Regions from separate parts of the Mus musculus genome. Here all the other regions are linked to region 2. The links are chromatin loops, found by intact Hi-C in ENCODE. Cell type or tissue: left cerebral cortex. All regions are shown on one strand.

What was found. A loop is a pair of places that touch in the nucleus more often than their neighbours do. Peaks named below come from ENCODE experiments on the same cell type or tissue, not always from the same donor. Only the 100,000 strongest peaks of a DNase experiment are listed, where the experiment ranks them.
Region 1: a loop joins it to region 2, with 2.2 times the contacts of the local background. A loop is called at or near these places in 6 of 42 quality-filtered maps.
Region 3: a loop joins it to region 2, with 2.5 times the contacts of the local background. A loop is called at or near these places in 6 of 42 quality-filtered maps.

What each region holds. Positions count from the first base shown.
Region 1 is chr11:30,630,731-30,638,730 of GRCm38, reverse strand. It overlaps Acyp2 (acylphosphatase 2, muscle type), which reads left to right. Exons shown (of 4, transcript NM_029344.3): 2 at 5,029-5,045; 3 at 6,414-6,523. Among named protein-coding and RNA genes, the nearest start is that of Acyp2, 15 kb to the left of the region's middle. In left cerebral cortex, no CTCF peak of the experiment used is centred here; DNase peaks (open chromatin) are centred at 2,894 and 3,422; H3K27ac peaks cover 823 bases.
Region 2 is chr11:30,261,688-30,269,687 of GRCm38, reverse strand. Gm8098 (predicted gene 8098) reads right to left here and starts at 2,230. Exons shown (of 3, transcript NR_168037.1): 1 at 1,778-2,230. It also overlaps a transcript of Sptbn1 not described here. In left cerebral cortex, a CTCF peak has its summit at 7,051 (motif pointing left); DNase peaks (open chromatin) are centred at 2,108, 2,443, 3,638, 4,050 and 4 more places; H3K4me3 peaks cover 5,631 bases; H3K27ac peaks cover 3,647 bases.
Region 3 is chr11:30,137,584-30,145,583 of GRCm38, reverse strand. It overlaps Sptbn1 (spectrin beta, non-erythrocytic 1), which reads left to right. Exons shown (of 35, transcript NM_175836.2): 9 at 1,361-1,478; 10 at 2,407-2,565; 11 at 3,162-3,464; 12 at 4,960-5,113; 13 at 6,122-6,992; 14 at 7,083-7,220; 15 at 7,954-8,000. Among named protein-coding and RNA genes, the nearest start is that of Sptbn1, 78 kb to the left of the region's middle. In left cerebral cortex, no CTCF peak of the experiment used is centred here; no DNase peak of the experiment used is centred here.

The DNA.
Region 1 (8,000 bases), 370 kb before region 2:
TCAAAAACTTACTTAAAAATTATTAGTTTATTTTTAAAAGTAGCCTACAAAGTAACATGTTTCCTGTTGAAAGATTACTTTCTTGCTATTTCTAGGGTGTAGTTTTCCTCCTTTTGTTCGAGTTTTCCATCTATTACCCTTTGTAGGGCTGGATTTGTGGAAAGATATTGTGTGAATTTGATTTTGTCATAGAATATCTTGGTTTCTCCATCTATTGTAATTGATGGGTATAGTAGCCTGGGCTGGCATTTGTGTTCTCTTAGGGTCTGTAGGACATCTGTCGAGGATTTTCTAGCTGTCATAGTCTCTGGTGAGAAGTCTGGTGTAATTCTAATAGGTCTGCCTTTATATGTTCCCTGACCTTTTCCCTTACTGCTTTTAATATCCTTTCTTTGTTTAGTGCATTTGGTGTTTTGATTATTATGTGTTGGGAGGAATTTCTTTTCTGGTTCAGTCTATTTGGGTTTCTGTAGGCTTCTTGTATGTTCATGGGCATCTCTTTGTTTAGGTTAAGGAAGTTTTCTTCTATAATTTTGTTGAAGATATTTACGGGCCCTTTAATTTGTTCATCTTCACTCCCTTCTATACCTATTATCCTTAGGTTTATTCTTCTCATTGTATCCTAAATTTCCTGGATTTTTTGGGTTAGCAGATCTTTGCATTTTGCATTTTCTTTGACGGTTGTGTTAGTCTTTTCTATGGTATCTTCTATATCTGAGATTCTCTCTTCTATCTCTTGTATTCTGTTGGTGATGCTTGCATCTATGACTCCTGATCTTTTTCTTAGGTTTTCTATCTCCAGAGTTGTCTCCCTTTGTGATTTCTTTATTGTTTTTATTTCCATTTTTAGATCCTGTATGGTATTGTTCAATTGCTCCACCTGTTTGGTTGTGTTTTCCTCTAATTCTTTAAGGGATTTTTGTTTTTCCTCTTTAAAGGCTTCTACCTGTTTACCTGTGTTCTCCTGTATTTCTTTAAGGGAGTTATTTATGTCCTTCTTAGAGTCCCCTGTCAGCATCATAACATGTGATTTTTAAATCAGAGATTTGCTTTTCTAGTGTGTTGGGGTATCCAGGGTTCGCTGTTGTTGGAGAACTAGGTTCTGATGATGCCAAGTAGCCTTGGTTTCTGTTGGTAAGGTTCTTGCGCTTGCCTCTTGCCATCTGGTTATCTCTGATGTTAGCTGGTCTTGCTGTCTCTGACTGTGGCTTGTCCCTCACGCAAGCCTGTGTGTCAGTACTCTTGGCAAACCAGATCTCTCTGGGAGGAATTTGGGTATGGACGTCTGTAGCACAGGGTAAGCTCTGGGGTGCAGATGGAAACAGGAAAGATTCTGTCCCTGGCTGTTCCTTCATTCCTGTGTCCTGATGGCTCTGGGCAGGTACCTCTTGGGCCAGGAATTTGAGCAGAAGTGGTGGTCTTACCTGTGCTCACAGGTGTGTGAGCACTCCTGGGAGACCAGCTCTCTCCTGGAGGTATTTGGGTATGGAGAGCTGTGGCACAGGATCAGCTCTGGGCGCTGTGGCACAGGATCAGCTCCGGGTGCAGACATAACATGTTTCCTGATAGCATTTTCAGATGTGTCTCATTTTGCTTGTGTGGAGAAGTTGATGTCAGGTGTCTTCCTCTACTAACTTCAGTGTTATTTTTTTTATTGTAAGCCTAGCCTTTAACGGCTGAGTCACCTCTCCAGCCCCTGTCTTATTTTTCAAAAAGGATTTGTTTATTTATATGTGTGAATGTATTGCACATGTGTGTTTGTGCACACATGGAGGACCAAAGAAAATACTTGTTTTCTTCTTTGTCACCATCTGTCCTTTGAGGCAATTTTTCCCCTAAACCCAGGGCTTGCAAGCTCTAGTGGTCCTCTTGTCTCTGTTCTTCTTGGAGCTGGGTTTGCAGGTATGAATAGGATACATGCTTTTACATGGGTGTTGAGGATCCAAACTCTTGTCTTCTTGCTTGTCTAGCAAACATTTTACTGACTGGGACATGTTCTCAGCCCCTGTTTGTGTTATAAGCCTTCGTTTGTCTTTGTTGTTCGAAAGGATGTTGCTCATTTTAAGGGCAAGAAGTGACATGGTCTCCTTTCTAGGGCAGTACATATTAAGGGTGGAGGAAACAGCCTGAGCTGCCAGGTCATCTGGACAGCTCCAACACCAGGTCATGATAGGGTATAGGAGATTAGGATTTGCCATTCATCATCCATCCAAAGTTTCTTGTATGCTACTGATTTGCAAGCTAGTGAGACAGACTTGACAAGTAAGCATATCATTTCTCATCCATACCAACTGAACCACCCTGATAGGAAGCCATCACTGGGGCCTAAACCCAGGGCCTTGTTCACGATAGCCAAATGCTTTACTGCTAGACTCCATACCTGTCCTGTAATGTGACTCGACTTGAAGTGAAAACTCTTTGCAAGCCTCCCACAAACCTGCCTCCCAGCTACTGGTTGCATGTTTTACTATGTAACAGTGGATTCCCTAGATTCTAGGCAGAGTTCTCTTAGTCTGAAGTGCTATCTTTAAGAAAACTCCCATGACTAGTGGTTTGTAGACTCTGACTTACATAAGAAAGAGATCATGTCATTTTTAAAATCTTTTCATGATGCTGAGGCTTGAACCTGGGTTCCTGCGCATGTTAGGACTGTGCTCTGTCCCCGACCAAACCCCAGCCCTCCAAGTTCTTTTTATTTCAGCTGCTCTTGGCCTTTCCTTCCACAGTGCTCATACACAGGGTTGTTGAGGTTGAGCAGCTCAGAGGAATATGTTCAACACAGCCTGGAGCTGTCTGGCTGTGTACTTGGTAAGCACTTACTGTATTCTGAGGCACCTGGCTTGTGCTGTGGAACAACAGTATGACTTTCTGCTGTTTCCTTGTATATCCACCAGCTGGCATCTTTCCCTTCATGGATAATAGATTGCCTTCTGGCTCTTCTTCTCATCAATTCTTCACACACATCATTCCTCCACACTCTACATGTATTTTAAAAATATTTTTATAGTCTCAGAAAATTCCACTGGTGACATAACACTGCCTTCATTCCCTTACTGCTCTTTTTGCTCCATTTATTTGATTGTACAGTCTACTGCCATTAGGATGTATAAAACACCTTTCTGAGCTTTCACAGGATCCTACCTAGGGTCTGCTTCTGTGTACAAGCTCCATATTTTCACCTTCTCGGAGGTGTTTTGATCTGTTCTTGGTGACTTCCCAATCAAAATTTTTCCTAATTGTTTTCCACCAAGGCATATTTCTCCTTTTTTTACACTCAGTTTCTTTTGTCATGTGTGAGGACATAGAATCACCAGCACAGTTCAGAGAATAGCCCCATGACCCCAGAAAATTCCCTTGAACCTCTTGTTAGCATTCTTTTCCCTTCCAGGCCTTAGCAACAGTCTATTTTCAGCCGTTGCAGCTTTGCCTTTCCAGAATGTAATTATACATTATGTGTAAATTTGGCTCCTTTTGCTTAGCATATTGTATTTGGTTGTTGTGTTCTTGAATAGTATTCTATTGTGTGGATCTATTGTGGTGGTAATGGTGGTAGTGGTGATGGTGGTGGTGGTGTGTGTGTGTGTTATGTGCTTGGTGTGTTTGGTAGGGTTTTCTTGTTTTGTTTTTACCTGTAGCTCAGGCTGGTATTTAAAAAAAAATATTTACATTTACTTATTTTGTGTATGTCTGTGAGTATACATGCCATGGTACATATATGGGGATCCTATCTCGGATAATTGATCAATTATTTTCATATTTGCAGTTTGAGGGGATGACCTAAGAGCTGTTGTTTAGGATCATCATAATTTCTAGGCTTTCTGTGGTAAATCCAAGTCTTCAGAATAATTTGGAACCATCTAGCATCTTGTTCCATTCCCATGAAAAACCCCGCGTACTCCATGTATCACTGTTTGGTTGTAGATATAAAACATGAGATATGAAATTGCTAGTATTCCTTCTGTGGATGGGTGTCTGGATCTATATACAAGTGCAGCTATGCCACTGAAGATGGAACCCAGTTCCTCAAGCTTGCTATACTAGTGCCTTGCCACTAAGCCAAATCCCCAAACCACAAATGGAACAGCTTCGTCTGCCACAGTCTAAAAAGAGAAAACGTAACTAACATGAACAATACCAATCAACCACGTGATCCACAGTATTCATGGAGTATCAGCTACACCAAAGAGCCTACAGGGGTCATTTTCATCTGCATTAATTTCCATTAATGATGAGGTTCTGGAAGCCCAGCTGAGGTCAAGCACATTTCATTTCCTGATGCTGACTATAACTAGAAACAATATAAGCTATTTAAACTTGAATTAGTTCTTCTATTTAAAAAAAGAAATTCTAAAAACTGGGGAAAAGTAAATTTTATATCACCTACTCTATCTCAAATGTTCATTAGCTTATTAATTAATTTAGTTTTGTGGAATTGGGGACTGTCTAGGGCTGTTCACATGCTGGGAAAATGTATCACTGGGCTGCATGCATGGATGACCTTTTCTCTGCTCTTATCTTTATTATCTTGAGACAAAGTTGCCCAGGTTGGTCTTGAATTCTCTGTGTTGCCTAGACTGGACTTAAACTTGTCATCCTTCAGCCTCTCAAGTAGCCAGAATTATAAGCCTATACCACCAGATGAACTGTGTTTTTAAATAAACATTTTAGAATATGGTGAAAGTATAATTCAGCATCTCATTACATACTTTGGTTTTAAATATTTTTCCAAAAAACTTTATATATATATATATATATATTTTTTTTTTTTGAGACAGGGTTTCTCTGTGTAGCCCTGGCTGTCCTGGAACTCACTCTGTAGACCAGGCTGGCCTTGAACCCAGAAATCCACCTGCCTCTGCCTCTTGAGAGTGCTGGGATTAATTTTTAAGAAGACCCATTGAGTACATTCAGATACTGACTGTTTCATTCATTTTGCTACTTACCCTTTAATTGAGTCAAGTAATGGCAGAAAATGCATAGTTTGTAAGAGGCAAACAAGCTGACATTTCTTTTTGTCCTTTCATACAGGTGTTTGCTTCAGAATGGTAAGTGAAATCTGTCTCTTATTTTTCTACCTTTTTTTTGCTAGTGATTTTAATCACAGAGCCGTCTTCTTCCCAGTTCTAACCTACTTTTTGTATCATGTCCTTGATGACTGATATATTTTTTGAAATTACTGATTGTGATTAAAAGTGCCTTTAAAGTTTTATTACAGCCGTCCTGCATTTTAGCTAGCATTTTCTATGAAATTCAAAAGTATTCTGGCAAGTGGTTCTAACTAGGCATTTGTGTAAGTGTACTAGATAAAATTATGGTTCTCTCCTGTATTCTAGATAGAAACCTCTTGGGCCAGGGGTACATCTCTTACTGTAAAGTCAGGGGTGCTAGTGTCGCACATCTTAGCAATAACCCTCTCCATACACACTCTTGGTTTTATTTTAAAAGCACCCTTTTCCTAAAAGTTAATTATATATTATATTTTATGAAGATGGCATCACTGTTTAAATCTCTGGTTGCTAACCCTAAGAGTCCCCCATGTCCCATCAGTCAAGCCTCTCTGTATTTCAGGATAATTCTGTTAACATTTCATTGTACCCATTTTCATTATTTTCTTGATTTTCAGACTGACACCTGCATTAGTTTAGAGTCAGCTGATCACCATAACCCCCTGACCATGTGTTAGCTGTTGGTGTTCTTGATGGTTTGATTCTATTATGAAAATTATTTCTATTTTTACTGGAACTTTTGAAATGACTCAGTGTCCATTTCTGCCTGTATGTATTTTATGTTGATCATAAACATATTTTTAAGTCAATGATCGAGAATCTTGGATTCATCAGACTTTGAAACCCAGATTAGCAATGTAATTCATCACTAATGGATGGGAGGAAAACACAACACATCCACACACTTTATGGATATGAGAAATGTAATAGAAACTATTTCTGAAACAATTCTCACTGTTGGTTTATTTTCTCTAATTGCACTGATCTTATAAATAGTGATATCACTGTAGGTCAGCTACATAACTGCATAGGCTTATTTTATTTTATTTTATTTTATTTTATTTTATTTTATTTTATTTTATGTGTATTGGTCCTTTGCCGGCATGTGTGTCTATGTACTACTTGCACACTTGGTGCCCAAAGAGGCCAAAACAGGCATTGGATCTCCTGGAATATGAATTATAGTTGGTTATTAGCAAACTATGTGAGTGTTAGGAATTGAACCCTAGTCCTCTGCAAGGACAGGTAGTGCTTTTAACCACAGAGCCATTTCTGCAGTCTGTAGACTACATTGTAGAAATTCAATAGATAAATATTACAAGGTTAGCAGTTTCTGAATATGAAAGTTGTGTTATGAGTATAGACTTCTCTTGATGAACTTGAGCTCCTTTGTTTTTCCTGAATCAGTACACAGAAGGAGAAGCTAAGAAACGAGGTCTGGTTGGCTGGGTGAAGAACACAAGCAAAGGCACAGTGACAGGTCAAGTTCAAGGCCCCGAAGAAAAGGTTGATGCCATGTGAGTAGTAAGACCAACGTGTCTACAACATTTATGAAGCAGTTTTCATATTTTGATTTTCATTGGTAACAGTATTAATAATGGTATTCAGTTGTCTTGGATTATAAATAGGTTGGAGTATTTGCAGGCAGGCCATTGTTAGCGTGGCACTTCTTTGTTGGGAATAAACTTTTTCCTCTTGGGCAGGATTCAAGAAGAGCTGTTGTATTGCTAACCAGTCTGTCACCTCAGGTCTCCCCCAACATGGGGTCCATATTCAGGACCCAAGTATTCATCATTTCAAATGTTAGGACTGAGCACAGTGCCTTTAGATGGCTCTTGAAGTTCTTATCAAATCTTCAAAGCAAAAAGATTGCCATCTCTTTTCTATTGTGCAATATTTACCTAATTGCAGTTTCATTTTTACATAATAGAACTGTTTAATGAGTGCTATTGTTGTTGTAGTGCACGCCCTCGAGGTCTAAAGAAGAGCAGAGTTAGCAGTGGGGGTGACAGTGACACAAGTCTCATAATACCACTTTCAAAGGTTTTGACTTTTCAGCTTCATGGTTATCACTTTGCATAAATTATTATATATAGTCTTTGCAACAAACTCTGTGAGTTAGATACTAGTTAGTCACCTGCTCTTCCTGTTTCTTTCCCCTGAATGGAACCTGTCCCTGTGGCCTTCAACAGCTCTTTACTCAAAAATGTTTAAGTGTACATTAACATTATTTTATGTGTACAGGTCTTTGCATGAATGTATATCTGTATATCATGTGCATTCCTGGATACCAGAGGAGGGGTTAGATCCACTAGAACTGGAGTTGTATATGGTTGTGAACCTCCAGGTGGTAACTTCTGAAAGAATGACCAGTCTTCTTAACCACTAAGCCATCTCTCTAGTTTCCTTAAAGTATATATTTGTAATTAGTATCTCATTTATTATTACTCACTGGAACTCAGTCACATTGTCCGTAATATGTTCTCATTGGATACCCATTTGATAGTAAGTTTCTAATGACTAAACTCTGAGATTTCTAATCTATTTGTGTATGCTATGTATTTGTATTTATGTATAAAACTATCCTGTTCCTTCTCTTCATGTGAAGAGACTGCTATGAATACTACTGCTATGAATAGACACCATGACCAAGGTAACTTGTAAATGGAGAAGCATTTAATTGGAGGCTTACTTATAGTTTCAGAGATTTTACCCATTATTGTCATGATAGGGAGAATGGTAGCAGGCAGTCAGGCTGATGTGGTGCTGGACAAGTAGCTGAGAGCTACATCCTGAGCTGCAGGCAGCAGGATTTAGGGAGCCACTGTGTTTGGGATGGACTTTTGAAACCACAAAGCCCACTCCCAGTGACATGTTTTCTCCAACAAGGTCACACCATCTACACCCTCTAATCTTCCTTAGTTCTACAGCTGAGAAGTAAACAGGCAAATACATGAGCCTGGGGCGGGGGTGGGGTGGGGTGGGTGGTGGTGG
Region 2 (8,000 bases):
CTCGAAAGGGAAGCAACTTTCATTTCTAGTGGGTTTTCTTCATTACTGGGTAGCAGTTCCCATGTAGATTTTGTTTGATTTAGGTCAACAAATACTTTTAGTACCTCTTAACTGAACAACACATTCAAAAGAACAAAGAATCCTACCCTTGAAAGAATTGACCTTCTGGCTCTGTTATGAACCTTCTGAGGAAAATGTTAAATTACTTGCCTTCCTCAACTTTTTCCATATAATCAAAAGCAAACTGATAGTAAAGCTCTAAAACAAATAATCGTCTTCAACGTACTATGACAATTTTTTGTTTTATTTTAGTACTAAAATATGCTTCCATCAGCCCAGGTTGCTTTTTAAGCAGGTGGGCAGATCTCCAGGGAACACTGCCTTTTAAGTCAAGGACCATATTCCCTTGAAAAGCCCACAGTTGGGGATCTTACAGAAATGGGAGGAAATCAGTTTCTCCAGACCGTGTTCTCCAAAGAGCATTTCTATTCCTAGAATGATGATTCACCATCCTTTCCCTCCCATTAGTGCAGTTTCAGGACTTCTACACAGCCTGGGAGCTGACAAGATAGCCAGTGGGCTGCTTTGTGGGGGGCAATTAACATAAATTCAAGAAAATGTCCATTGTCAGAAAATGGAGGTGGTAGAACTCCAGCGTTCACGTCATCTCAAGGATCCTCTATAATAACCGGGAGTCCAGGGCAAAGCACCTGGCCTCTGGTTAAAGTTGAGTCTGTGCTTAGCCATGAGGCAAGAATTGGATAAACCACTTGTAGGCTGTTCCCAGCTACCCTCGAGGGGAAAGGTAAAATAGCATTCACATGGAGGAATCCATTAACCGTTTGAAGAAACACATATGACTGGCTCCAACGCCCAAAGCTTCTCTCATAGAGGTCAGCGTCATCGGTCTTCAAGCTGGACATCATCACTGAGCTCCAACCAAGCAAACAAACGACTCACCCTAACCTCCCGGTGCAACTCCTTTTCTAAAGGCGAACGTCGCAGGGAAGAAGAGGCTGCACAAGTAACCGAGAAAATTAGCCTGTCTTTTTCAATGGCGATAATCGAATTAGCCTCAAATTAAACGAGTAATTGGTCCTTACTGGATGCAAGGATAAAAGCCCCCATTGTCCTTTTGCTCTCGCAGCAGCGGTTCCAGCGGTACCCACCCCGCCCAGGCCAGACCCTGGCGCAGGGTGCGTGGCCCGGGGCTTAGGAAGCGCCAGAGCTCCGGAGAGCGTGCACGCGCTCGCTGTTCCCCGCCGCATCCGAACCATCTCTGGGTGGGCGGCTGCCGGGCTGTAGGGCTGCGCGCAGGACGGAGGGCGCGCGACAGGGAGAAGCCGCGGAGGCTTGAGTGCTGCGGGAGGCGTGTGCGCGCTCCCGCGACCGAGCCTCCCCGCGCCCGCGCCCCTCTCCCCGCCCCGCCCCTCCCCGCGCCCCCGCCCCCGCCCGCGCGTTTTCTCCTCCCTCCTCCCCGCCCCGCGCCCGCCCAGCCCCCGGAATCTGTGCAGCTGTCGCCGTCCAGGCTGCAGATTCCTCCAGTCCCTCCCCCGGCCGCCTCTCTGCCCGGAGCGAGCGCGCAGCCCAGCGCAGCAGCGCCTACTGGTCCCGTCCTGTGAGCCCCGGCCCCAGCCGCCGACAGCCCTGCGAAGTCGCCTCCCAGGCCTACCGGCCCGGCCGCCGAGGAGCGGGAGGAGGACGGGACCCCGGCCCCCACCCCCCACCCCACCTCCGGAGGTAGGTCAAGGGCCGAGGCAGGAGGATGCCAACTCACCCGGGGCTGCCTGCGGGAGAGCGGAGGAGGGGCGCGGGCCGGGGCGCATGACGCTGCTGCTGCCCTGCACCCCGGAGGCCGTGGGGGCGGGGAGCCGGCCCTCCGGACGCGGCGGGTTTCGCAGTGAGGTCGCTTGCCCCCCCGGACGCACTCGGTCCTGTCAAGGGGGTGCGTGCCGAATCGGGGGTCTCCCGGGGCCTCTTCCAGGCTCTGCGAGTAACGGTGTGGGGCTGCGGGCAGGCGTGGTCCGTGCTGCTCTGCAGCAGCCCCGCCGCCCCCGCCTCGCCCAGTTCCGCGCCCGCGCAGGGCTGGGGGAGCCGCCCTGGGGTGCGGCGCCCGCCCTAACGTCCTGCCACTGGGTCTTCAACAGGTTCGTGCGGGCTCAAGGACCCTCGGGCCCTGCCTAGGGAAGGTGGGCTAGGTGCCCTCTGGTCACCGGCTCACCGTAGCCTCTCCGAGGGAGCCTTCCCTTTGTTTTGGTGACAGGAGAGGTGCCAGGTGGTACCATCTAATGAGGGGAGGCTGTACGGAAAGCATTGCCCTTTATTTTTGCAGTCAAGCCGGGGCACTTAGTGAGGAAAGGGATGTGTGGGAGTGCTTCAGCAGAAGAGAAGATGGATTCGATGCGGGCTTTTGGGGCGGGGATGTGTGTTGTTGGCAAGATGGATGGCTTACGGTGCCCTCGCCGTGATGCAGCACAATGCAGCAGTATCGCAGTCTCCGGGCTTCTCGCCGACGGGGCTTGGCACAGCTACTCGGCGCCTGCGGCCCCCGCCCGGCCCCACCCAGGCCCAGGACAGCGCTTTGTTGGCGCCCAGAGCTGCTAATACCTTGCGGTGCTGCTGTGGAGAGACGTAGTGTCAGAGTGTTGTAGAGTCGGGAGGAGCAGGTCACCTAGGTATGCGAGGGGCAGCCTTTGGGGCAGCCTTCGCTTTGGGGGTGACCTCTCCGGCCCCTCCTGGTGGGTGTGGGCACCCAGGCGCACCCTGCAGCAGTGATGCAGGCAAAATCTGCTGGCCTGCTGCTGCAGAAGGAGCCTGATGCTAAGGAGGGACAGCACAGGAGGGAGGGGCTGCAGAAGAACACCCCAGGCTGTGTGGTGCATTTGGTGTGGAGTTGCCGATTTTCTGTGCATCGCCCATAAACCATAGCCACAAACCAGATGGACATTGATTCCATTATTTGTGGAAAGTTAGTGCTTATTAATTAGATGGTCATAGTCATGATGTTGTAGTTATTTCTCTTCCTTTCATTATTTCTGAGAAAATGGATTTTTCCTTTAGGAAACCATCTTTGAAATGAAATGATTTTTCATTTTAGATCATATGCTCCTGAAAACGTTTACTAAATTTTGGATTCAGCTGGTTGTTTTAAAAGAAATTTGTATGAGACTCTTTTAACCTGGTTTTTAATATGATTTTTCTGCAAGCAAGCACAGTTATTTATTTGGATTCTCTATTAAGCATTTTTTGATAAGTGTCATGATTGATAGTGAATTGGTTTTCTCCAGAATCAGACTTATAGGTTCAGGTACTCAGGTGAAGCCTCCAGACATGACTAATGGGGTTACTGGCTTCGTTTATGGCTGCTTATATGTATTTTTGTGTATATATATTGTATAGATAGATGTGGCTGGGGAGGAGGGTTGAGGCCTCTACTGTTGAGATGGTTCTGAAGACCATTTAAGTGTCTTCACAGGAAAATGCCCCGTTAAGCTGCCAGTTCTGTACTTTATTTATGAGGTATGAGGTGGCATATGGGATAGATTTCAAATGTCAATTCAAGCTTTCTTAAAATGTACATGTGAGAGACAGACTTCAGTATACTAACTGGAAGGAAAGGTCAGCTCTCCAAAGCCAGGGGTGAGCCTGCTTTTGTTTTTTGTTTGTAATATCCGGTGAATCTGTTAGTACAGAATAGAACAGCCTGTAACTGTGGGGTGTGTAGTGTCTGTATATGTGTGGAATGTCTGTGATGTGTGTGGAGTGTTATGTAGTGACTATGTGTGGTCTATGTACAGTGTATCTGTGGTGTATGGAGTGTGTGGGGAATGGCTATTGAGTGGAATATGTCTGGTATGTGTATGTGGTATATGTGGGGAGGGGAGTGTTTGTGTGTGCCTGTGGTATGTCTATAGTGTTTGGTATCTGGTATGTGTATGTGGTATGTGTGGTATAGTATATATGTGTAGTATGTTTGTATGTGTGATGCGTGTCTGTGGTGTGTCTGTAGTATGTGGTGTCTGGTATGTGTGTGTGGTATGTATGTGGTGTATAGTGTGTGTGGTATGTATGTGTGTGGTATGTGATGTGTATGTGGTGTATGTATGTGGTTTATGTCTGTAGTGTGTGGTATCTGCTATGTGTATGTGGTGTGTGTGGTGTGTAGTGTATGTGTATAGTATGTATGTGTGTGTGGTATATGTGTGTATGATGTATCTATAATGGATGTGCCTGTGGTGTGTCTGTAGTGTGGTGTGTGTGTGTGTGATATGTCTGTAGTATGTGTTATGTGTGTGTGCCTGTAGTGTATCTGTAGTGTGTGGTATGTGTGTATGTTGTGTGTGGTTTTGTGTGTTGTATATATGTGTGGTGTGTGTGGTATGTGGTGTGTGTGTGTATGTGTACATTATTTGGGCTGTTCAAAGATGGGACTTTGTGGATTTGAACTTCACAGCTGTGTTGGCAATCTGCGTAAAGATTTTTTATTTTATTTTTTTTTAGTGTTTCATGCATGGATTATGCAGACATTTTAGATTTACTATGCTGTAAAAAAAAAACCTGCTGATGTCACAGGAGGTTTAGCTGTTCTAACTTACATACCAGCTGAAGAACTCTGTTGGGTTAAGCACCTGGTATCACCACAGTGACCAAAACTTTAATCTGCCATAATGGAAAGTTCTGGGCAGCAAAAGCAGTGTCCTGGGTCATCTTACATTGGTGAAGAGCCCGGGGAGAGGTCTATCAGTGATGTAGGAATGGGAGCATCCTTAGCAGAGACCTGCAATTTATTTAGACAATTTGATTTTTTTTTTGTCTTCATGTATGAAAGTGTAATGGTCCATGTGGAGGTACTATTTTGAGACAGAAGGATTTTACTACAAAAAAAAATTTTTTTTGTTTTTGTTTTTTTTTTTTTTGTTTGTTTGTTAAACATGAGGGGCAATTGCTGTTGAGTGTTCTGTTGTTAAAGTAATTGAAAGCTTTTCATCTTAAGATCCTCATTTTCACTTAGTTGTTTTTGAGACAGGAACCACTGATCTCAGACTCGGGCTTAAGTGACCTTCCTGTCACCCTAACTAAAGAGCATATTTTTAGTGACAGTCTTATAGTCCACGTTCTTGTATTTCTTTTAACTTATTAACCTTAGTGCTCAGTAGTAATACTGCTTTAATTATGGCCGGACAACGGATTCCTTTTAATGAGCCTTTTCTAATGTTCTGTGGATTTCCTTATGTAGCCCTGGGTTCTCCTGCAGGTTATTGGGAATGCAAACCAACTTTCTGTGAGGAAAGAGCCAGTGTCTCCGTTAAAAATGCTACCACTGTAGCGCTGAGGATTCTCCTCGGAAGCTTCAGTCTGTATGTTTTATCTAAGCACCTTTTCTTCAGAAAGACCAAGTTTAATACTCTGATTGTCTTGGTAGTAGTTATGCCATCCATGTTCAAGCTTATATAGTGTAGCAATAACATTTTTTGGAAATTAATGACTAAAACTTATTCCAAATGGACAGACACATATTTTCTATTTTAACATATCATTTCAGGGGCTGGAGTCATGGCTCAGTGGTTAAGAGTGTACACAGCTCTAACAAAAGACAGCTTCAGTTTGTTTCCAGCACCCATTCTAGGAAGCTCACAACTGCCTGTAACTCCAGTTTCAGGGAATATGACTTTATGAGCACACACACAATACATAGAATTAAAATAAATATTTTAAAAGTCAGTATGGTCTTTGGAAATTAGCAGAGTCCCTCAGTAGATTGTTATGAGTGCATCCTCTTGAGCCCACTCCAGAACTTCCTGCTCACTCTCTGTTTTTTAATAAAATACATGATGTGTTTGAGCATCCGGTTAAGGAACTCTGCCCTGCTTTTCCAAACTATCAAAAGCTTCCGGACATCCTGAATTCTATTTCCCAAGCTGTGTAATGGTGGAAGGAAATGAGAAGAGACCAGCAAAATTGTCCTCTGGCCTCCACATGTGCACTTGGCCTGCCCCTCCTATCTTGCACACATACAGACTTGAGGGGTAATGAATTTAAAATTTCATGGTTTCCTTTATTCTTCCTTCACCATAAAGCTGAAGTATCTCTGGCTATGTGTATGACATGTGTGTGTTTCCTGCCACTAGATGAAGAAACCTGGAGAGTCCTATTTGTTTTTGGTTATCTAGATCAATAGTGTTTTACATTCCTTCCTAGAAGACTTCTGAAGTTTAAAAATTATCACCAGAGGGCTTCAAGAGTGAAGCTGGAGCCTGAAGCACACAGACCCTTTACAGCCTCTGCATCTAGTCCTACCCTGGCTCCATTTTCCCTTAGAGCTGTTTCTCCCAAATTAGTATTGATTATTGAGTTGTGACTGTAAGCAGTATTTCTCAAGTACATGTTAAAAGAATCAGAAGCCAATGAACCTAGTTCAAAATGAACCTTATGCTACCTTGTGCCCCGCCTCTGGTCCCGTCCTCAATTGTATACTTATCATTGCCTTGTTTGTCGGTTAGCTTTCTTAAATCTTGATTTTTGTATATTTTTATCTTTATATAAGCAAAATTATATTTTATATATTATCTGACTTATATTTTAAAGTAACATCTAAATTAAATAAATTTTCTCATTTCTAGTGCTGGGTAGTATTCTGTACAATCCCAGCTCATTCATTCAGTCTTCTGTAGTCGGATATGTAGATCGGTTCTAGCTTTCTTACTGCTAATCAAAGAGCAGCTGTGAATGGTATAGTTACTTGTTTCTTCGTATACATGTGGCAACATACACACATTGTTCAAAAAATAAGTCCTGTTGGATCACAGAATATATTGTCATTATCAGCCTTGGCAGAGGGTGCCAAGTTGTTTCCAGAGTGATTTGATGGGTGGAAGGGAAACGTGTTTGTTCTTGAACCTAAGATCACTTCCTAACTTTAAAAAATCTTAATCCTAGGGGGCTGGAGAGGTGGCTCAGTGGTAAGAGCACTGACTGCTCTTCCAGAGGTCCTGAGTTCAATTCCCAGCAACCACATGGTAGCTCATAACCATGATCTGATGCCCTCTTCTGGTGTGTCTAAAGACAGCCACAGTACACACATATATAAATTTTTTAAAAATTTAAAATATGAATCCATTTAGTATTTGTTTAAAATTTTTCATTTGTAATTTTCTGATTACTAAGATGGAGTGTTTCTGTTATTGACCATTTGAACTCTGTCTTCTGAAATGCTTCTTCAGACTTTGACTCACTTTTCTTTAAAATGTTTTTTGTGGATTTGTAGGACTCCTGTAGGTAGCTTGCCCACTATTACCTTGTAGATGATGTGTTACAAATATTGCCTGCTTATTCCTGTTTTTGAAGGGAAATCAAATATTTATTTATTTATTTATTTATTGGTTTTTCGAGACAGGGTTTCTCTATATAGCCCTGGCTGTCCTGGAACTCACTCTGTAGACCAGAATTTTTTTTTTTAATGAATTAGTAATATTAATGAAGTCAGAATCCAGTTTTTTTTAGGATGATTTTGTTGCTGCAGAAACAAAATCCTTACCCTGGAAGGAACAAACAGATCTGATCCTAGATCCCGATGTTCTTATTTGTTAGCTATGTTGTACCTAGCCATACTTACTTTCTTCATCAGAGAACCCAAATAATACTTCCTCATCCATCAGGGAACACCAACTCAGGGTGCTGAGCACAGAGTAGATGTTCAGCTCATGTGCTTTTCCTTTTAGCAATGCTTAACCTATATGAGTTACAAATTTCTTTGATATTTCATGGCAAAAAAATAAATGTTTTTACATCGAGAGCTATTAAATTGCATATCCTAACATCTGTTTTTATAGAAGACTCTGTGAGTGATGGGATTTATGTGTTAACGCAGGCTGTAATGAGCACTTGCTAGAAACAAACCTTTAATCAGTTTAGGTTATGGAATGTGAAAAACGTATCTATTTACATCACTTCGTGAACTGTCCTTTGCACCCAGGAAGCATTTATGGGACTGATGTTCTCCA
Region 3 (8,000 bases), 120 kb after region 2:
CTCAGTCCCTTCTCAAAGCCCTGGCATGCAGTGCTCTGTAGATTCTAGAAAAGCAACACAGTGAAGCCAGCCAGGTGTGGTAGCACACACCTGAAATTGCAATACTTGGGGCACTTCAGGACGATCCTGAGTTCAGGATTAATTCAGACTACATTGCAGGAGCATTCCTCAAAAGAAAAATAGAAGAAAAGTTAGGGTATATATTGATACATAGTATATGTTATAAGACCCTGGACAGATCCGATAAAATATCCTGTAATCAAGCATATGCTGACATTAATACTGTGTTAGGTAAAGACAGTTAATCATTGCCTATCAGTTGAGATAGAGTTTTGCTACCTAAGAAAGGTAATTTTTTTTTCTTTTCTTCAAATGTATGTGATGTATGCACCTGTATATGTTTGGAAATGCACAACTGTGTTCAAGCTCAGAGACCAGAGAAGTGTGTCTGGTGTCCTTACTAACTTGAGACAGGCTCTCTCGACACACCTGAAAGTGCTAGCAGTCATCCTCCCACTATCACCAGCATAGTTGCGGCAGCTTTTAATGCTGGTGCTAGAGATCTATCTGTACTCCTTACACTTGTACAGCCCGGACATGTTAAACCGTCTCTCCAACCCCCTAATTTAATTTTTGAGTTTAGTATTTTAAAATAATTATTAAGTAAGAATTATGGACTTTTTTCCTTGTTTACTATACTTCCAAAGTAAGTCCTTTCATTTCTTGTGAAAATTCAGTTGTAAATTCTTTGGTGAGGGAGGTCTTTGAAACCAACTGAAAATTTAGATTAGACATTTGCTGGCTTGTTCATCCACCTTTCTGAATTAAGTCCATTGCCCAGGACAGTAGTTCTCATCCTTCCTAATGCTGAGACCCTTGAGTACAAGTCCTCCTGTTGTGGGGGACCCCCAGCCATAAAGCTGTCTTCATTGCTACTTCATAACTGTAATTTTGCTACCCTTGTGAATCATAATACAGAGTCGAATGTGCAGGAGATCTGATATGTGACCCCTATGAAAAGGTCTTTCAGTCCCCCAAAGGGTCATGACCCACAGGTTGAGAACCACTGGTCTAGAGCACAAGGTTTAAACCATGGTTGAGGTTACTAGTAAGAATACTCTGTTCCTTGATGTTCTCAAACATCAGTCCTAGCAACAACAAGCAGCCGCAAAGCAATGCTGCAGTTCCCAGGTCCATAAACACCCATTGACTAGCCTGCTGCTGCCCCAGTGTACAGATTTTGCAGAACAGGGTTTTAGAATTCCGTGACTGTATGAAGTACGTTTTTCTCTAATAAGTGAGCCTTTGGTCTTGAAGGAAGAAGGCACGGGAGTGCTTACGGCTGGTTGTCTCTCCTCAGGTTTACTGAGAAGGGGAATTTGGAGGTGCTCCTTTTCACAATTCAGAGCAAGATGCGAGCGAATAATCAGAAGGTCTACATGCCCCGCGAGGGGAAGCTCATCTCTGACATCAACAAGGTGAAGCGGACCTGCACGCTCATGCGTTGCCCCCCCCCTATCCTTGGGGTTTTCTCTGCTTGATTACTTTAGGGGGGCAAGAAAATGCCAGGGTCACTCCCAGCATCCCCCTGTAGATGGCAGGGAATAGCAGAAGGTCCAGCAAAGAGTTGTAATAGGTCAGTTCACTGGAGCTCTGCAGGCAGTGTCAGACTTTGTCAACAGCCTTGGCCCACAGTTTACCTTGTTACGCAGATGCTCGGTTTAGTCCTCATCTTTGTGAAGCACTCAACTCAGATGTCCTCCTGTTGTATAGAGAGGAACTGGAAGTCTGATTCCACGTGTTTGGAATGTCTGTGGGTTATAAACATAGATGTTGTTTCTCTCTGTCAGAGGAGTTGTTATACATACCGGCTGTTTTCATTGTTGTGTCTCGCAAGCCTGCAAGTAGAGATTTGTACTGTGGGTATTATTTTCAAATGAAAACTAGAAAAACTACAGAACTGTTCATTTGCACCCAGAATCCTTTGAGCATTCATTGATTGGATTTTAAAAAAAAATTAAGTAAGACATTTTCGGGAATGAATTTAATGTCAGGATTTTGAAAGAGAAATTCAGGCATGTTCACTTTTTAAAATGTGGCTGTGGGTGGCGTGAAAGTCAGTTCATTTCTTGTCTGTGATGAGAGCTGCTGAGAAGATGTCGTCGTGTTGCTCATATCCTGCAAGTGTTTGCTTCCAAGCTTATGGCAGGACCTTTGAACACAAGAGTGTGTTCCCATGAGACTGTGCTGAGGGAGGGAGAAAAATATCTTTTTCTCAAGGGTGGAAATGTTGTTTCCCTTTCAAGTCCTGTGATCTTTTGGACAAATACTAGCTGTTGTTGTAGTCAAGGACAGCTCCTTGAATGCTTCAGGAAACCATGTTTTTTTGTTTTTATACTACTGCAGGCCTGGGAAAGACTGGAAAAAGCAGAACATGAGAGAGAACTGGCTCTGCGGAATGAGCTCATACGGCAGGAAAAACTGGAACAACTCGCCCGAAGATTTGATCGCAAGGCAGCTATGAGGGAGACATGGCTGAGTGAAAACCAGCGTCTTGTGTCTCAGGTTCTGTCTGAATTACTAATGCAAGTGTTTCTGAGGTAGCCAAGCAACACTAGCTCTTTCCAAGAGGCCTTGGAGCTCAGGACAACACTTAACAACATCCAGTATTGTGACGTTGCTGACCAGCCATCACTTCCATTTGCACAAAGGATGTTTAAAATTTCTGATATACTTTCTTGTCTGTTTGTCTAACTTGTCATAGACTTAGGAGCTCGAGCAATTTGTTCAGAGCCTGTGACTGAATTGTTCACATTCATGTAAGCTGTAAAAGTTCCCCTGGTTTTTTTCCCCTCAGTATTTGACCAACCATCCTCTCAAGGCGTGACACTGGTCATGAAATACAAGAGCAGTTTTCTTTCCCTTGGCTTGACAAAGTCCAACATACTTCAGTATCTTAAGTCAGATGGTAGGCCCTCTGTAAAGTGAGAAGTTTCTTAAGTACTGTTAGGAACACATCTGAACTCAACCAGAAGTTTGCAAGGGTCCAAGGGCAGTGAGAAACCAGTGGCAAAGTCAGCTTACGCACTGTATTGTGCTCCCCCCACCCGGCTCAGTGACTTACGTTTCTTTATATTTCTTTTTGTTCTGTCTCTCTGTAGGACAACTTTGGATTTGACCTTCCCGCTGTTGAGGCTGCTACCAAAAAACACGAGGCCATTGAGACAGACATCGCTGCATATGAAGAACGAGTTCAGGCCGTGGTGGCTGTGGCCAGGGAACTTGAAGCCGAGAACTACCATGACATCAAGCGCATCACAGCGAGGAAGGACAATGTCATCCGGCTCTGGGAATACTTGCTGGAACTGCTCAGGGCCAGGAGGCAGCGTCTTGAGATGAACCTGGGATTGCAAAAGATATTCCAGGAAATGCTTTATATTATGGACTGGATGGATGAAATGAAGGTAACTTTTGACCAAAAGAAGGCAGGGGAGGCCAGAGCTGACGCAGTCAGACCTTCTCTTTGTGGGAGTTGTGCGCTAGTGCTCTTTGTCCAGTGAACTCTTCTGCAAAGCCAGACTGAAGCCGCAGTGCTCATAAGCTGGCTAGCTCACTACTAAATGAGATGAGCACCATGGAAAAGTTGTAAACGAAACCATTTTATATCCCAGATCTGACGCAGTGATTTAGATTTTTACCAATGTAGAGAATCATGATTTTCTTTTTCATTGTTAATATGTTCAGTGGTCTGTGTATTAGTGATAGTGTTCTAGGATCATATATGCAAATGGCGGGTGGTGGTAAGCATAGGCCAGGGACTAGGAAGCCAGAATTCAGATCTTAGTGCTGTATCATTTCCTCTCCTTCAAACCAGCCAATGCTTAAGTCTGCCTTGTGGCCTCTCAGAAGCTGGGGTGTGGTAAGATGTGTCCAGGTTACTGTGGGACTGGATGATAATGGCTGCAGTGCTCTTTTGTGCTTTCTCCTCTGTCCCTGGCACTTCTGAGCCTAGATTCATGCCGTTGTGCCACAGCCCTGTGCCTGTTGGTTTCTTCTGATGCAGCATCTTTATTGAACAGTTTTTGAGCTGGAAGGCTTTTATCCCTAATGGCAATGGGATGGGATTTGTAACGGATGAGAGTAGTGTTTAGACCATCCTCTTTTCTCTCCAAACACGGTGTTTCTTACGTAAGAGAACTCTGCCCCTAGATGTCAGTCTTTACCTGCTCCCTGCCTCTTAAGTTGTGGTGACAGAGGGACAAGGGCAGCTGATAACTCCAGTTTCCCTCTGCTTTTGCCTCACACTTAGAATGTTGTTACTAGGTTTGATCCTTTGAACTCTTAAAATAGAAATGTTCCTAAAGTATAGCAAAGATGTGATTTTCACTTTATAAATCACGATATGTATACTGTAATTCAGGTTAACATAGTTTCCTGAGAACTGTTAAGAGTGAAATAGAAATTTTATCTGAGGTGATGTTGGATGGTAGCCGGGAGAAAAATTTGCAAATTGAATGAAGAACAAGAAAATTCCAGTGAGTTCATAATAGTGATGTGGTACCTGACTGTGGTCTCCTTACTAGTTAAAGACGTGGCACTTGACCATGGTCTTCTTGTTGGGTTAAAGATGTGGCATACAAGCTGTTAAGTAGATTCTCCTATTGGTTGTATAGCCAGCAGAAAGGCTCTTGGGGAAGGGTCCCTTAAGGGGACTTTCCCTTTTATTCTGTGTGTTTAATGTGAATTTTATTTGCTTTTGCCAAGGCGCATGGTCCTTAGTTCATTGTGTCTCTCCCGATCTAGGTCTCATGTTTGTTTTGTTGTGACTTATTTGGCATTGTCTTGTCCAGAGGTGGCCAGTGACAAACCAGAGGGGTGGTACGGCAAGGCTGCTAAGTGTGCTGATACACTGAACTCAGTTGTATTCACAGTGCCATTTCTGTTGCGCTTTGTCCACAGGTGCTATTGCTGTCTCAAGACTATGGCAAACACTTACTTGGTGTTGAAGACCTGTTACAGAAGCATGCCCTGGTTGAAGCAGACATTGCAATCCAAGCAGAGCGTGTAAGAGGTGTGAATGCCTCTGCCCAGAAGTTTGCAACAGATGGGGAAGGTAAGAATGGACTGCTCTAGGCATTATCACCTCAACAACGGAAATATATCTCCATGAACTACAAACATTGTGTGTGGCGACGGGACTTGTAAGTTACTGCACCATTTTAGGGTTCTGGGAGGACTGTTTACTTCCAGGTCATAATGTGTCACTGCAGTGTTTTGGTTTGGTTTTGATATTTCAGCACTGTCTTTTTCTGAAATAGACCCATATTTTTCTTAAATACTCAAATGCTATCTGGTTTTGAGAGCTTTAGCATCTGGTAGTGTTAATGTTTTCAGTCCATACTCGTTAACGATGTGGACCGACAGCCTACTGTGGTTGCTCTAGCAGCTCTCAGCTTTGACACCTAGTCACGTGCTATTGAGGGAGAAGGACTGGGCCTTGCTTCTTTAAATAAGATGGGCAGAGGTGGTGCACACCTTCTTTTTTCCCCAAAGGTTTATTTATTTATTATATGTAAGTATACTGTAGTTGTCTTCAGACATGCCAGAAGAGGGCATCAGATCTCATTACGGATGGTTGTGAGCCACCATGTATGTGTATGTGGTTGCTGGGATTTGAACTCAGAACCTTGGGAAAAACAGCCACTGCTCTTAACCGCTGAGCCATCTCTCCAGCCCAGAGCCTTGCTTTTTTGTTTGTTTGTTTGTTTCGAGACAGGATTTCTCTGTTGTCCTGGCTGTCCTGCCTCTGCCTCCCAAGTGCTGGGATTAAAGGCCTGCGCCACCACTGCTTCTTAAGAACTAAGTAAACACAGCTGCTTCCATATGATACGTGTGCTTTCTTGATTTGTAAGTGATCTCTTTGTCTACAGTTGGGCCAAAAGTGCAGTGTTCGTCATAGCCCTTTCTTCCTGTCCTAGTCAGTATGGCAGGAAGTGACTGTTGCTCTTTATATGACACTGCTTAGACGGGAGCCAAGCTAGAACATGGAACATAGTTTACTGTCTGCAAATGAACAGGGAGCTATTGGAGACTTAGCATTCTTTCCTTGGTGTTAAAACAGGCTACAAGCCATGTGACCCCCAGGTAATTCGAGACCGTGTTGCCCACATGGAGTTCTGCTATCAAGAGCTTTGTCAGCTGGCTGCCGAGCGTAGGGCTCGCCTGGAAGAGTCCCGTCGCCTCTGGAAGTTCTTCTGGGAGATGGCAGAAGAGGAAGGCTGGATACGAGAGAAGGAGAAGATCCTGTCCTCTGATGATTACGGGAAAGACTTGACCAGTGTCATGCGCCTGCTGAGCAAGCACCGGGCATTTGAGGATGAGATGAGTGGCCGTAGTGGCCATTTTGAGCAGGCCATTAAAGAAGGTGAAGACATGATTGCAGAGGAACACTTTGGATCGGAAAAGATCCGTGAGAGAATCATTTATATCCGGGAGCAGTGGGCCAACCTGGAACAGCTCTCAGCCATTAGGAAGAAGCGCCTAGAGGAAGCCTCATTACTGCACCAGTTCCAGGCTGATGCTGATGATATTGATGCTTGGATGTTAGATATACTCAAGATTGTCTCCAGCAATGATGTGGGCCATGATGAGTACTCCACGCAGTCTCTGGTCAAGAAGCATAAAGATGTAGCAGAAGAGATCACCAACTACAGGCCCACTATTGACACACTGCATGAGCAAGCCAGTGCCCTTCCACAAGCACATGCAGAGTCTCCAGATGTGAAGGGCCGGCTGGCAGGAATTGAGGAGCGCTGCAAGGAGATGGCAGAGTTAACACGGCTAAGGAAGCAGGCTCTGCAGGACACCCTGGCCCTGTACAAGATGTTCAGTGAGGCTGATGCCTGTGAGCTCTGGATTGACGAGAAGGAGCAGTGGCTCAACAACATGCAGATCCCAGAGAAGCTGGAGGACCTGGAAGTCATCCAGCACAGGTAAGTGAAGTTACTACTACCTGGGTGCTAAGGCGATGGACTGAAACATAAGCCATTAAAGTCACTACTCTTTTGAATTGCTTTCCTCAGATTTGAGAGCCTAGAACCAGAAATGAACAACCAGGCTTCCCGGGTTGCTGTGGTGAACCAGATTGCACGGCAGCTGATGCACAATGGCCACCCCAGTGAAAAGGAAATCAGAGCTCAGCAAGACAAACTCAACACGAGGTATGCATGGCATCAGCAGAGCGCCTGCTGTCCCTGTGTGGCTCTGGTGAGGGTGACAGTGCTTGCCCAGCTTTGCTGTCAGAAAAGAGTTTCCTGCACAGGTTCACATCCTTGTAGCATGGATGTCATGACAGCAGCATCTGCTTTACCAAGTATTCTCATCCATGTTTTGCAAGAAACAGCTTTTAAAGTGAGGTTACATTATTCAGGACATGAGTCAGAGTCACCCAGTACCTAACTTCTCCTCAGATTAAAATTAGAGCCTTGGTAGAAGACAGACAGCAAGATAGAACCTGTCTGTGTTGTCCCTTTAAGTTGAAGTTAGGGTTAGAACCCTAGAGCAGGGTTCTATAATGAAGCTTGATTTGCCAAAGATAGCATCAGTTGTCAGGGCAGACCCCTGTCCTGTTCCTGTCTGTCTGTGGAGCAGACATCTTTGAGTAGATTGTTCAAAAGTTTACCATCAGTCTGGCTTGGGGAAATATTCCTCCAGAGCAGTTTTGAAATGTATGATGCATACAGCAGGCACGAATTACTAGACCCTGTGGGACTCCATTGCACTAAGCCATCTGATTGACATTTACTGGGTGACATGATTTAAAAGCACACAAGTAAAAACAGAGAAAGTCAGAGAAAGATGGGAAGGAGGAAAGTGAGGCAGCTTCAACTCTGGCTACCCGTCTCAGGATCTACCAGACATTCTGATCCCTTCTTGTGCTGTCTACATTCACAGGTGGAGTCAGTTCAGAGAACTGGTGGACAGGAAAAAGGATGCTCTTC